Regions from separate parts of the Homo sapiens genome. Here all the other regions are linked to region 1. The links are chromatin contacts, found by Hi-C or POLR2A ChIA-PET in ENCODE. All regions are on one chromosome and are shown on one strand. Each heading gives the region's core, a stretch centred on a gene start or an enhancer-like site at or near the end of the contact. The rest is flanking DNA. Distances are from core to core; before and after follow the strand shown.

Region 1 (2,828 bases), core at 212-2,711:
GCTTAAGAATCTCACAATCATCTATAGACTGCATAGTTGTAAAAGTTCACTATATGTAACTATTTTTTGTCATTCCCCACTACATAACTATTATGTTCCTCTCTTTTATAGATGAGGTAAATGATAGAAATCTGCCCAAGGTCACCTGAGAGAGCGGGAGAACCAGTTAGAACTGAGCACACCTGATTTCTATTCACTCACCTAATTTACCGAGCCACCTGATCTTTCCAAAAATCGCCAAACAAAACTATGCCTCCCTTAAAGGAAAAAGCTCCACTTTAAATTATTTTTTAAAACTTCTCCTCTCAAGCTTTTCCATGATAGCTGCCACGATGTCAAACATAAAATTTAAACTTCACAGCAGGACTTCACAGATGGAGAATGCTGTTATCATTACTATGTAAATATCATCAATAACAGCACCTAGAGAAATGGCAATACAAAATGTTAGGAAGCAATTTGGTGCCTTTAAAATTCGGCGGTTTCAAAAGCTCGTCTGCTATCAAAAGTTTTCCTAACTCCTATGTCATAATAAATAATTAAAACTGATGGTGCCATAAACCATTATTATTTAAACCTGGTCTTTTTAAATTGAGTAGGCAAAGCCACGCACCTAAAATTCAGTAGCAGAGTAAGGATGCCACCAAAAGAAGCTTCGTCCCCTTCTCCCTTGCCCTTAAAATTCCAACTGATGCCATAGGAAGCGTAGCCTGTCTCAAGAGTTTCGCGAATGCTAGCGAACGGGAAATGCACGAATTTCCAGAGCCCCTTTTATACAGGATCTATTAGGATCTATATCTCCTTCAACTGCCCTTATGCGCTACACCTCCGGCTGAGATTTGGGAGCGTCCGCAATTGATAAAGGAAAGAAATATTATTCAAACGTCCTTTAAAAATTGTACAGGGAAAATGATCCGAAATTCATCTTTGGGTAAAGGGAAGGGTGGTAGACCTCCCACTGCCAAAGGCAGTTAAAAGCTGCTAGTTAGAGGGCATTTATCCAAAGTGGCCAAACTTTCCCAAAATAGTCCTCTGGCGGCCAAAGGGGGAGAAAAGTGGAAAACCAAAACAAAACAACAAGCACACAGCACCATACTGACTGTGCCTCCGGATTACGCAGCCACTTCTCCCTGCAAAGTGCACGCTCCCGCGCCGCGGCCGCACGCCGAGCACGGCAAGCGGTGCCCCGCCGCGCGCCCCTACACACCTGCCTCGGCCGGGGTCCGTCTCTCGCCGTCTACCTGTTGCAGCGCTTGCCACCGCCACGAAACCCCTGCTGCGGAGCCCCCCTAAATCCAACCACATCCAGGCCAGCGAGTGCCGCTCTCCCTGCAGCGGGAGAGCCCGAGGCAGCAACGCTCTTGCACCCAGGTGACTGACTGCACGGGCTTCCTCTGAGCAGCCTGAAGTTGGCTCCCGTCTCCCGGGCCCAATGACACCCCGGGCGCGGAGGGGCTGAGAGGAGGGGGCAGGGGCAGGGGCAGGGCCAGGGCGGGCAAAAAAGGGAGGGAGAGAGGGCGGGCGAAAGCCCGGAGGGGGAGTGGGCCAGCTGGAGGGCTGGCCCTTTTAAAAGCGGGTCACATGTCCAGATAAAGTTCAGGTTGCTATCCCGCCCCCCTGAACCCTTCCTATTGGCCCGAAGAGAAGCAAGGCTCCACGCCGCACGGGTCAGGCGGGCTTCTTATTGGACAATCCAGGCTGTCAGTCACCAGGCGGGCGACATGACTGATACAAAGTTGCTGCGACACAGCCTGGACTCGGCAGCTTCCTTAAAGCCGCAGCCGCGGCGGGAGCTTGGGGTGCCGGGCGGTGGCTACATCAGGCGGCCTCCGCACGCTGCCCCCACCCCCATCGCTCGGCCGCCCCAAACTTGCTTACGTCCACCCTGCTCTCCTTCTGACCGACCCCAGGATATCTGGAGAGATGTGAAAAGTGTGCTGACGCGGAAGAAGTCGGTTTTTCCGCGAGCAAAGTGTCGTCCCCTCACGCTCTCCACCTGCAGCTCCAGGTGAGCTGCAGCCCAGACCCTGGCGCCGCCCAACAGCGTCCGCGCGCGGGGAGGACTCTGGGTGGGCTTCACCCGACCCTCGAGGTTCCTCTCCCAGCCCCTTTCCACTGTCTCCAGAGTTACCTCTCAGCAGAGCAGCAGCAGCCTTCGCTGCCAGCGAGCAAGACGATCACGTTCACTCGATTTGAATTTAGTTGTTTTAACCGTGCTGGAAAAACCCTTTAAACACAGCTTTCCTCCCATCCCTTAGACCCCTAACACCAAAAAAAAAAAAAAAAAAAAAAAAAAAAAAAAGAGAGAGAGAGAAAGATAAATGAAAGAAGTGGCAGGGTCAAGAGCTGCTCCTCTACTTCCTTATAATTTTGTCACTGTACTTACTACTTTAGTATTGGATTTTTCCACTAGTTCAATTTGAAAGCAAGCTTACCATCGAGGATATTCACGTTATAATGGGTGGAGGGGGTGGGTCACATAAGTGGGAGAAACAGACAGGAGGGGGGAAGGAACCAAACTGTTTTCTAAGGATCGGTTGTCTGCATGAAGAAATTTCGGTTTCCCTCCAACCGCCCCCTCCTCGATTCTCCTCCCGCCCACCCAAATGCTGCAGTTACTAAGCAAAAGGATGGGGTTCCTAACTTTGATTTCTAAGGACTTTTAGGCTTCTCATGTAAGGCCCCGTTTTAGGCTCCCCGCTGGCCCGGAGTCAGCATCAGTGACGTATACACCTAAATCTGGTCCCCCGGCCCTCGGCGACCCGCAGCCCGGCGGCGGCAGCTGTGCGGCCTCCCGCCTCACCCTCGCTTCGCGCCCGCCAAAGCCC
Region 2 (2,793 bases), core at 71-2,570, 7.9 Mb before region 1:
ACTATTGTAGTGTCTATCCAGACTTCATTACCAAGTTCATTGTTGGTATGGGACAGGGATGACGGCTTATGCACCCTGCACATGGCTAGTGTTCTACAATTAGTCCATTTTTTAAACGCTGGTTGAGATGTGGGAAAGTATGTATCACTTGCTTCAATTCAAGGAGTTGGAAGGAATATACATATATACACTTGCATATAATATTTTTGGAATTAGAAACAAGAAAGTAATACTGGTTGCTTCTGAGCAAGGTGACGGAGGTATCAGGAGTTTTGGGTGGATGGGGAAATTTGTTTTCAGTATCAGTTGTCCTTTGTATTTATATTCTACTCTCCCCCTTGCTCTTTCTCCTCCAGCCACCCCGGCCTTCTTGCTCTTCCTCCAACATTTCAAAAACCCTCCCAATTCAAGGTCTTTGCACTTGTCATTCTGGTGCCTGGATCACTCTCCCTCCAGATACTCCCACAGTAAACTCCCTTACTTCGTTCAATGAGGCCAAAATGCCACGTTAATAATGAGACTTCCTTGACCACACTGTATGCAATGACTTCCCCCACAGACTCCCCATTACCCCTTAGCTAACAACCCCTATACCCTTAACATTTAGTAGCATCTGACATATTAAATATTTGGCTGTTTGTTTCGTGTTTGACTGCCTTTTGGAACACTGCCTGTGCTAACAATCAACAAATACTTGTTGAATTAAGAAACTTACTGCTTGAGGTTTTTAAAAAGTAATCACGAAATTACTTTTTCAACAAAAACAACCAGTTAGGGAATAAACATTTGATAAATTAACTTTTAGACCTATAGTATTATAGGATAAAGTCCAAACTTCGTTTCTCAACACATGGACTTTCCTCATCTGCCACGTATTGGCCACAGTCAAGTAGCCGGTTCCCTTTTCTCGTGCATAAAGTGGAGTTATTCATAATTACTTCACAGAATTAAGATTCAATGCAGATGAAAGCGCTTTTGTAACTAAGGCACTATAAGTTACCGTAAGCACAGGGTTTCTTCCGCGCTTGGAGCCTAGGAATAGTACAAGGTGTCAACCCGCGCTAAGGACCTGAGGTTCAAGGAGGGAAAAGTCTCCAGCGCAGCGCTAGGAGGCGCTACTCCGGCGCGGGGCGGGGCTCCTGGCCGCCGTTGCCAGGGAAACCGTCTGGGCGTCCCTAGTATCTGAGCCCTCGCGCCTGGGCCACTCAGCTCGACCTCTCTCCAGCGTTAGCAATAGGTGGAGCGCGGGCCAATCGGAAGAGGCCGGAGGGGCGGGGCGGGCAGTGGCCCTGGGAAGGCGGGTCCGCGGCCTCGCTCCCTGACTTCCGGGTCGCGGTGCTTGAAGGGAGTGTTCCGTCGTTTCCGTTGCCGGCTGTTTGCAGTGGGGAAACCGAGGCAGCTCCTGCTCCCCCTAGTTCTTCCGCTCCTGTGAGGTGGCTGCTGTTTCTTTTCCTCTTGCCCCGGATGCCTCGGTGCGGCTGCACTGAGAGCGCGCGGGCTCGCGAGCCCCGCGGGGTTCTGCGGGAACCCGGGGGCGCCTGGGCCGGCGGGTCTTTGTGCGAGCCCTGCCCTCCCATTCGCGGGCGGCGCGCGAGGGGGGTCGGCGCAGAGACGCCCAGAGCCCTGGGGTGCTCAGGCGCCGCTACGCGTGCATCCCCTCTGCTCGGCAGTTCTGCGCTTTTGTCCTAATGAGCGCGGACTAGATGGCTTGATTTTCAAGATAATGATCAACCCAGCTGTGCTATGCGCTCTTTCTGCACTGACCTGCGGGTACTTCGAACTTCGACAGTCCCTCCTCAGGCCCTAGTCCAGAGGTGACGTGTCTGTGGGAATGTTTAAGGCAGGAAGGAGACGAGCAATTTTGTTTTTAAGTATCTCCCTCTCACTAGTATCTCCCTGACTTTTTCATTTAGAAGCTGAAGAATTTTCTTATGGCATAAGATATAGTTGTATCGAGTGTGTACTTAGCAAAACAAAAACTTGTTAGTATTTCTGCCCTTGACCTATTGAATGGAAAATCAAGAATGAGCTAAGGTGTTATATACTCAGTGTTCAACTTGTATACTTAAGTTTGTAGTGTTTTTATTTGCTGGCATCACCTGACTGGGACAGTTGTAACGAATTATCCACATGGGATAAGAAGAGTGTATTCTATAAAAACAACTCTGATGTTTTGGTATATATTTTAATTGTTGATTAGTTGGAGTCCTCTTGATCTTGAACTGTTGAGCCCCAGTTCTCAAAGAATGGGAAGTTAGGAAACTAAGATATGAAATACAATTATTTAGCAAAAAGTGCAAACCATTCTGTTACTCTTTCAAGCCATTGAATAGTTTGAGTACATTGTTTGAATTTTAGTTTTGAAAAAGTGATTAATTGGCCATTTGATCATCAATTAATAGCGGTATATATTACACCTGCCATTGTTTTTAAATGCCTAATTAAACTGTCAAAACAGACACAATGAAATGATAGATACATAATTTGAGATTTGATCAGTTGTATAAACTTTTTAAATTTTAAAATTCAGTTTAAGGTCATTAAGCTTGTCTTGTATGTTTCCCTCCTCCAGGAAAAAAAAATGTTTATTTCTTTGTGGGAGTTCTTCTATGGGCACTTTTTTCGATTTTGGATGAAATGGCTATTACGACAGATGACTGGGAAGTGTGAATTGCAGCGAATATTTGATACCTATGTAGGTGCACAAAGGACACACAGGATAGGTAATGTTATTCAAAAAGAAAAAGTACTAATAAAAGTTTAACGGAGTGTTTTTCTCAGGACTCACAGTGA
Region 3 (2,700 bases), core at 185-2,684, 6.1 Mb after region 1:
TCTACAAATTACACAAATCATAACCTAAAGTCAGATTGATTATACACTTCACGTGTTTAAATATGTAAAAAGCTTTATACCACTCACCATAGCTACTTGTTGCAAGCTACAGGAGTCAAGTTCAGAGAAGAGGAGGAAGCTCCTCTTTGGCTAGAACCTCAGGTTTAGCAACTGAGTGATGCCGGAGTTTAACTTACTCAATAAATATTTACTGAGCTCCTACTGTGTGTCTGGCAGGTATTGTGCTAGAATCTCACAATAGAATGATAAAAAGGTGGTCATGGTCCCTGTGCTCAAGAGGAAACAGACAAATAAAAAGTAAAATAATTCCACATTTTGATAAGTGCTATGAAGGCAACAAGCAAGGCGCTGAGTCAGGGAATGAAGGACTAAGTATAATTGTGAAAGATTTCACTAAGGTGATATTTAAGCAGAAAGGGAGTTAGCCTTGCACAAAACAGAGGTAAGAACGAACCAGGCTGATGGAAATGTCATGTAAAAAAAAGTTCAGTTAACTGAAATAATACAAGGAGCGCAGTACAGCTGTGTATGGAGGATGAGATGGTGCTTTGTAGCTGCAAGGGTAGACAAGGTCCAGATTAGGTAAGGTCTTTTAGACTATTACAACAGCCTATATTTTGTTCTAGCAACATAGGGTCAGTAAAGGGTTTTAAACAAGAAAGGTATGAACAACTTACGTTTTAAACAGAACAACTTATAGAACAAAATGGAAGCAAGGAAACCAACCAACGGGGAGCTAATGCACCAGTCCAGGTGAAAGATGATGTTGGTCTCAATTAAGGTGGACTGCAGCGGATATGGAGAAGAGTGAATGGAATCAATAAACATGTGGGGTAAGATGGACAAGACCAGCTAACAGCGTTGGCTGTTCATGCCAGGGAAAGATGTAAAGAACGGCAAGTTTTTCTGGGGGTAGAGGTGAAATAAGAGACGACCTGAACGCAAGATAGAGAAGACTACCAATCTTTTAGGGCACAGACTCACTGACACTGCCCCGAGGGCGGCAAGTACCAGTGGTCGATCACCAACAGAGGCCCCGCCTCCGAGGACACTTTCCAGCTCCCAAGAGTCAAACGAGGACTGGACGAATTATCTCAGGCTTCGCGCCCAGGCTGAACCTCCGACTCGGGTTCTCATCCGGCTTCTACCCCTTCCCCGAAAACCCGAAGAAGAGACCACTCGGCCTTGGCCAAATAGCTCCCCTCGTAGCCTCTTTTCTCTCTGGACTCCAAGTACTCTCAATCCCCCACGCGCACTGCCAAAAAAAACAGTCCAGAGACAAACGACTCTTGAGAGCCCCAGTGTCACTTTACCTCGACCATGATGCTACCGTGTATCCCACCTCCGGCAGGGAAGAAACTCTAATCACTAACGCAGTACCCGCCGCCACAGCTGTGCAGCACCTTCCGGAATTGGGCGCCCAGGCGGCGGATGTGATGCAAGCTCTGCGCACGCGCGCTAGTCTCCCTCGGCCATCTAGGATCAGGAGGCGGGTCTCCCTCCTCGGGACCGCCTCTAGGGCGGAGTCTCGAGGCTGAAAGCCGGAGACTCCTGGAAGGGCCTGGGTGGAGGGTTTCACTCGTCCCTCTGAAGAAATCTTAGAATTATGTTTTCTGCCTTAGTTGGGGTCCTGGTTGTTCGTGCTGTATTCCCCGGAAGCTTAACGCTTTTTATTCAGAGAACCTAAGCGTCTGGAGAGCAAACTCCCGTGGGCTCTATCTAAGGCATTTCCACTACCTTGATCTCTTTGGAGGTCGCCTGCGTGCTTTGTGTCTCCTGGTTCTAATCCTGGCGAGAAGCACTTGGACACTTGTAGGCTTAACACCTGAAAACAATTTCGCTTAAACAGTCCAGTAAACACTTGTTAAGTGAACGTTGAGGAATAGCTGTTTTAATTTGGAAAATTTTGACATGTAGTTATAACAAAACCCCATATTTATTTTCTGCTAATAGATTTTTTTTTTTAATTTCTCAAAACTGCATAGCTCTTGTCCATTTCCTAGTTGCCTGCTGATTATTGTGGCTTCAACAATGCCAGGGTACAGCTTTTCAAAGCTGGTAGAAGACACAATTGGAGACTTTAGCCATTTTTATTTATACATATCCTTGTGCCAAGTATTGGTATTTTTGCTTTCTACCCTGGTAAAATCTGTGGTTTGTGATCAACCCTACCCAATTATTTTTCTATGTAAAAAAAAAAATGGATGGACTTAGGCATTTACAAACTTAAATAGACAAACATTTTACTGGCCCTGTTTCAGTTTCACTAATCCTGTCCTGAGAGCATACTGCTTACACTTTGAGAGGGGGAAAAAATCTAGCAAAAGAATAGCAATATAAATCAACCTTACTTGGAAATTCATTAAAAACATTAAGGTCATGGGTTTTTGTTTGAGACAGAGTTTCGCTCTTGTCGCCCAGGCTGGAGTGCCATGGCGCGATCTTGGCTCACTGCAACCTCAGCATCCCAGGTTCAAGCTATTCTCCTGCCTCAGCCTCTGGAGTAGCTGGGATTACAGGCGCCCGCCACCATGCCCGGCTAATTTTTGTATTTTTAGTAGAGACAGCGTTTCACCATGTTGGCCAGGCTGGTCTTGAACTCCTGACCTCAGGTGATCCGCCCGCCTCGGCCTCCCAAAGTGCTAGGATTACAGGCATGAGCCACTGAGCCCTGCCTTA
Region 4 (2,707 bases), core at 29-2,528, 8.3 Mb before region 1:
TCTTGCTGGGGTTTGCTCGGGTGCTGCTGTTTGCCGGTGCCGGCGCCCGATTTCTTGGCCCTCTGCTCCAGGGTCCGCTGGTAGAGGCTCACGGTGTCCCGGCGCTCCAGCTCCAGCTGCTCCACCTGAGCCTGCTGGTACCTGTTCTCGCAGTTGACGTGGTGCCGACGGCAGCCCTCGATGCGCTGGCGGAGCCGCTCCACCACGGTGCTGTGCTTGGGAACGGCCGCCGAACCGCCGCCGGGGCCCCCGGAGCCGCCGCATCCACCGGCTGCCGGGTGATTGCTACTCGGAGCAGCGGGAGTACTATTGGGAGTATTATTCACACCGATCCCGGCCCCGCCGAGGCTGCTGTTCAGGCTACTGTTGATGCAAATACTACTGCCATTCGCGGCAGCAGCGGGGGCTGCGAAATCCCCCATCCTGCTCCCCGGGCACACTATTTTGGAAGAACTTTTTTTATCCACCCCCCTATCAGCCTCCTCCTTGGGTCCAAGGATTAAAATAGTTTAAGTGGAACGCGGGGGAGACGCAAGCACATGGATGGAAACGGCGATCCCGACGGGGCGAAAAAAACGGGGGGGGAGATTTTGGGGTGGTTTTTGTTTCCTTTTTTTAAACTGTAAAAGCTCAAGGGGAAGAAAAGGGGGGAACGTTATCGGAATACCATCAGACACCTATCAACAAAAAGAATCACAACAAACTGAGCCAGCAGCAAATCGGGTTGCAACTCAAGGGGAGATCCGCTCCTTGCTTGCCTTCTTTTTATAATCCATTATTTTCTAATAAATTCCAGGAGATTTCCGGTGGTTGGCAAGCATTTTCTCCCTACATACCGAAAAACACACCCCATGTACACACACAAGCATATGCCTCCAGTGCGGACACGCGCGACACACACTCACTCCACACCGCATCGGAAAACGGCAAGCTTGCTTATTGCATTTTCCTTCCACAAAAAAGTTTTGGTGTTTATGCCGCCCCGTGTTCTCAAAGTACTTTGGCTGCTCAGTTGCATTTCACAGGAACCTAGATATCGAATCCTCGGGCTGGGGGAAGTAAACACATGGACAGTCCGAGGCGACTGCAAAAGTAGATCGGTGAAGTCCTTTGCAAAACGCCGCGCAGAGAGCAGCACCTAACGCTCGGCTGGGCTGCCGCTGCCGCCGCTGCTCCTGCCACCATCACAATGATCAACTGCTCGCCGCCGCCGCCGCCGCCGCCTCCTCCTCCTCCTCTCGCTCCTCCACCTCCTCCTCCTCCTCCATGCCAGCGGAGTGATATCAGGACGCGCGAGCTCAGTAAACACGGCAGCGGCGGCGGCTGGAGGCCGTGAGACAGGCCCGCGGACACGGCGCAAAACCCGGCCCGGACTCTCACCCGGCAGGAGCGGGCGCGGCACGCACCAGCACCCGGCTCCCGTCTCCGTCGCCTCGGCGCCCGGCGCCCCTCCTACGCCCCCAACCACACTACCGCCCCGCCGAGAAGCCCAGAGCCGTCGGCGACGGAGAGAAGAAAGATTCTGGGGGGATCTCAGAAATAAATCAACTTTTGACCTGTGTGTGTGCGTGAGAGCGTGTGTGAGTGTGTGTGTCTGTGTATGCGCGCGCGCGTGCGCGGGGACGCGCCTGGTAGGGTTTCCTTATTCCAAGGAAAGTATCAAGCGATCCCAAGTTGTTGTTATACATTTATGCATTATATTGCAGAACTGTGCATGACCAGGCAGAAACATTGAAGCTTTACAGCAGTTGTCTGTCATCCCTATCCATGTGGAAAGAAAAAGGCAAATGAGTGACTTGTTTTTAAAACCCAGGTAATAAGTCTGCGCTAGTAACAGCGCTACTTACGGACACTTGTTCCAAGTCTAGGCCAGACTGAACACACAAATACCAAATTCTAAATAAATAGAAATAGGCATCAAAAATGTGTAATATTTAACTCACTGTACATAATGATTGTTGTTACTAAGTCAATTATTGTTTTACTTACCCTTGGAAAAAAATAAAGCAAGCAGGGACTTGGAGGTGAGACTAACAGTACATTTAAACAGACTGTTTTGAACACTAGGTGCTAATGACAGCAGTAATTAAGGTCCTTCGTAAATCAAGTGGAAAGATTGCAGATTTCATAGACTAGAACTATAGAAAAAACACAGCATTTCACAGTTTGTCATGACCAAAACAAAAACAAGCAAAAATAACAGGCCTACTTTATTGCTGGATATATTTCTTTCCATTTCAATGAATTCACAATAAGTACAATTAAAATGGACTAGCAACTGCAGAAATCAATCTAAACTTTCCATTTTATTAAAGCACATTATCTTTCCCGATATTATCTAAAAACAAAAATAACAACTAAGGATCAAATATTCTTGAATATGGACTTAAACCATTGCATATACATATTTTTAAAAATTAAGATGGAGAAATTATTATTTCTCTAATAATCAGTAAACTATAAATCTTGATTGTGAGATGTTAATTATAAGTCATTTTGTATTATTTCAATAAATCTTAAGAATTAGTTTTTAGGGTAAAAATACACCCCAGTTTTCTAAAATAGCCAGGAATAAAAGAACTTTGGATCTTATGCATTAGTCATGAGATCTGATTTAAACCATCTTCATTTCTTGGCATTGCAGATTAGCACAGGATGCTATTTCTAACCTCATAATGTCAGCGATAAGAAGCTATATTTTTCTTCA
Region 5 (2,761 bases), core at 253-2,752, 6.9 Mb after region 1:
GACTCAACAGAAAAAAAAACTTAAACATTATGTTACAACAGAAAAAAAAGTTTTTATATAAAAATGGCAATTTAAGGTTGCGATTCAACTTTTAACTTAGTAGGAAACTAGTATTGAGGCTACTTTGGTAGTCTTAAAACCATATAGGGGAGTTTGTAATACTGGATGGAGCCCAAACATGATCATGTGCAAAACCTCAAAAGTAATATAAGATTTACCCCTGCTTTATATAGGACTGTTCTAGAATCACCAATTTCAACCCATCTAATACAGTGTTTACACTGTGAAATGATTCCAAATAAAAATACTTTACCTGGAAAGTAGTTCTTTTGGTAACTTTTGGACTCTTTGTATATGCCAAAGTGGTGCTAAAAACTTCATCAGACATAGTGTATTTTTTCTCGTTACCTTTATAAAATAGCTAATTATTAGAATTCAACTTCTGATAGTAGCTGAAATATACAAAACAAATCAGACTTCGCATGCTTCAGAATTTATTTTATTACATTTGATTCTACTCTCCCCACAAAGGTCAAAGAAAAGCATCTGATATGAACATTGGGCTACATCTTCACTTAAAAAGGTTCTTGTAAAGAAATAGCAAATTCTCATAACAAGCTTGTTTAAAAAAATTCAAATGGAAGTTATCCTAAAATAGTTTTGCAACTACTTAAAAAGTCTGCAAATAAATGATTACAAGTTAATACGACAAAATGCTGCCAATTAAAATAGAACACCTTATTTTTCACCTCTCTTCTAAAGTATAACATTGCCTTCAAAATAAGTCACGTCTTATTTAAAAGGCCATCAAAAGGATCGTCGGCGTAAAAATTATGAGCACCACCACCAAAAAAAAAATGTATCTATATATTTGCATACAGCGCTATTCAAAGAAAAAGATCGTAATGCTAACCCGCAAACAGCCAGCGAGATGTATTGCAAGCCAATTTTTCCTCTCACAAAAGTGTTAAAGAGAGCCAGACAAAACGACGAAGCTTTCGCGATGAGCCGCATTAAAATCGCGGTTTCCCGTACTCGGAGCAGAGGCCTGGCAGGGCCGCCCATAGCGTTGTGCGCCCCGGGTTCCGTTCCCTACCAGGCCAGGTGACGTCCGGGTGCTCGCCGCTCCTCACCGCGCCGTATGCTGAGCACCAGCGAACGCCAGGCCCGTGCACGTCCAAGCGCGGTCTCTGTCCGGATCCCCCATGGCCCCCAGGTCCCGCTTTCTGTTCCCGGCCCCGGACGCCCGCGGCCAGTTCTCCGCGACCCTGAGAATCAAGAGCCAAGCATCGGGTAGGAGCTGCTCACCTTGGTCTGGGCCTGGCGGCGCCCGCAGAGCCGGTCCTGGACCGAGCGAGGAGGAGGGGCTAATAACAGAGGCGGAGGGCGGTTGCTAGGAAACAGCGTCTTCGGGAGGAAGTGACTTCCCCACCGCCGGGTCTCTCGGGTACCCAACACCGCTCTTCGGCCCAACGTGTCGCTGGGGCAACCACCCAGACGAAGGAAGTGACATCACCTTCCTGGGTCTTTGGAGAGGGGCTCATTATTGGTCGCTTGTGTGCATGTGCTGTTGCCTAGGAGACAGGACCCGCCCAACTCCCACCCAGATAGCCTTACTCTTGCCAATAGAGTAAGGGTCCTTATCTGCACGTGTTGCAAATAAAGCACATTCGTCGTTTTGCCACAGTTAGGACGTGAAGTTCTCTGAATCGAAGTACGGTGTCAGTGGATGGGACAGAATAGTACGGTAGTGAGTTTGCAGAACCCTGTTTCCGACTGCAGGTTTGAATCCTGGTACCCCTTTCCTACACACGTGATTGTCCCAAGTTAAGGTCTTTATGACTCAGTTTCTTCTTCTGGGGGAAAACAAAAGTGTACTAATAATAGACACCTGAAAGGTTGCTGTAAAATTGAATGAAATAATACAAGTGGAACACTTGGAAGAGTGCCTGGAATTGTATTCGATATTAGATATGCTCTTCATGCAACTAAGCCGCAAAGGGCCTGGAGAGACCTCAGCTCTTGTGGACACAACTGAAAGCCCATTTGACATCTTACTTGAATGTAAAACTCCCCCTCTTTGTATACTTAGTGAGTAATCTTATTCCAATCAAACCAAACAAAATGATCCACTAGGCTAAAAGAGCATGTGCTACTAAAGTAAACAAAATCAACATCATTTAATTCGCATAGGAAATTCTTAAAGCAAATAAAAACCAAAAACGTTTATTGAAAGTCTTTAAAATAATATGAATTTTTACTATTTTTAATTTTTAAAAAGCTTAATCCTAGTTGAATTATCTGAATGAATTCATTGACTAGTAATTAAACTCATACCTGGTATTTTTTCCACATCTCTAAAATATGTTAATATTTCACTAATTCAATTTTGTATAAACAAATCACATTGAGATAGAAATTTAATAAATCAATGTATTGAAAAACTAAATGTGCATAACAAGAAATAAGAAATTTAGTAAAATACAATGCTGTATTAATCAGGGTTCTCTAGATGGACAGAACTAATAGTATATATATATTATATTATATATATTATATAATATATTATATATATAATATATATTATATAATATATTATATATATATGTCCACTCATCTGTATCCATTTATGAAGCTGAAAATGTACACCACCTCTACACACACATACCCAGAATAGAAAATGCTCCCTATTTTCTATTAACTCATGGCACTACTGTTGAACCCTTCCAGGTTCACCTCATGCTCCTGGAACCTCCTTTCC

Evidence for each region. Hi-C counts contacts between places; a loop is a spot of excess contacts on that map. ChIA-PET counts read pairs that join two places held with the same protein, here RNA polymerase II (POLR2A). Pooled maps may share reads with other maps.
Region 2: a map of naive thymus-derived CD4-positive, alpha-beta T cell shows a loop between it and region 1 (15-fold over the local background). The contact joins the promoter of ELMOD2 here to the promoter of NR3C2 in region 1. A Hi-C loop is called at or near these places in 2 of 168 maps with a recorded cell type or tissue (CD8-positive, alpha-beta T cell and naive thymus-derived CD4-positive, alpha-beta T cell) and 6 of 50 pooled maps.
Region 3: a pooled map shows a loop between it and region 1 (11-fold over the local background). The contact joins the promoter of PLRG1 here to the promoter of NR3C2 in region 1. A Hi-C loop is called at or near these places in 1 of 168 maps with a recorded cell type or tissue (CD4-positive, alpha-beta T cell) and 8 of 50 pooled maps. POLR2A ChIA-PET finds 5 or more read pairs at or near these places in 1 of 52 experiments (activated CD8-positive, alpha-beta memory T cell).
Region 4: a loop to region 1 is called in a map of CD8-positive, alpha-beta T cell, with 21 times the contacts of the local background. The contact joins the promoter of MAML3 here to the promoter of NR3C2 in region 1. A Hi-C loop is called at or near these places in 4 of 168 maps with a recorded cell type or tissue (CD4-positive, alpha-beta memory T cell, CD8-positive, alpha-beta T cell and naive thymus-derived CD4-positive, alpha-beta T cell) and 8 of 50 pooled maps.
Region 5: a loop to region 1 is called in a map of CD8-positive, alpha-beta T cell, with 13 times the contacts of the local background. The contact joins the promoter of MAP9 here to the promoter of NR3C2 in region 1. A Hi-C loop is called at or near these places in 4 of 168 maps with a recorded cell type or tissue (CD4-positive, alpha-beta memory T cell, CD8-positive, alpha-beta T cell and naive thymus-derived CD4-positive, alpha-beta T cell) and 9 of 50 pooled maps.

What each region holds. Positions count from the first base shown.
Region 1 is chr4:148,440,953-148,443,780 of GRCh38, forward strand. It overlaps NR3C2 (nuclear receptor subfamily 3 group C member 2), which reads right to left and starts at 1,462. Exons shown (of 9, transcript NM_000901.5): 1 at 1,208-1,462. RefSeq lists a silencer at 1,370-1,659.
Region 2 is chr4:140,522,848-140,525,640 of GRCh38, forward strand. ELMOD2 (ELMO domain containing 2) reads left to right here and starts at 1,321. Exons shown (of 9, transcript NM_153702.4): 1 at 1,321-1,433; 2 at 2,573-2,723. The coding sequence starts at 2,582. RefSeq lists silencers at 1,023-1,372, 1,563-1,682.
Region 3 is chr4:154,548,966-154,551,665 of GRCh38, forward strand. It overlaps PLRG1 (pleiotropic regulator 1), which reads right to left and starts at 1,435. Exons shown (of 15, transcript NM_002669.4): 1 at 1,335-1,435. The coding sequence starts at 1,343. RefSeq lists enhancers at 1,539-1,588, 1,609-1,768.
Region 4 is chr4:140,152,906-140,155,612 of GRCh38, forward strand. MAML3 (mastermind like transcriptional coactivator 3) reads right to left here and starts at 1,279. Exons shown (of 5, transcript NM_018717.5): 1 at 1-1,279. The coding sequence starts at 422.
Region 5 is chr4:155,375,463-155,378,223 of GRCh38, forward strand. It overlaps MAP9 (microtubule associated protein 9), which reads right to left and starts at 1,503. Exons shown (of 14, transcript NM_001039580.2): 1 at 1,309-1,503; 2 at 314-452. The coding sequence starts at 388. RefSeq lists an enhancer at 956-1,385.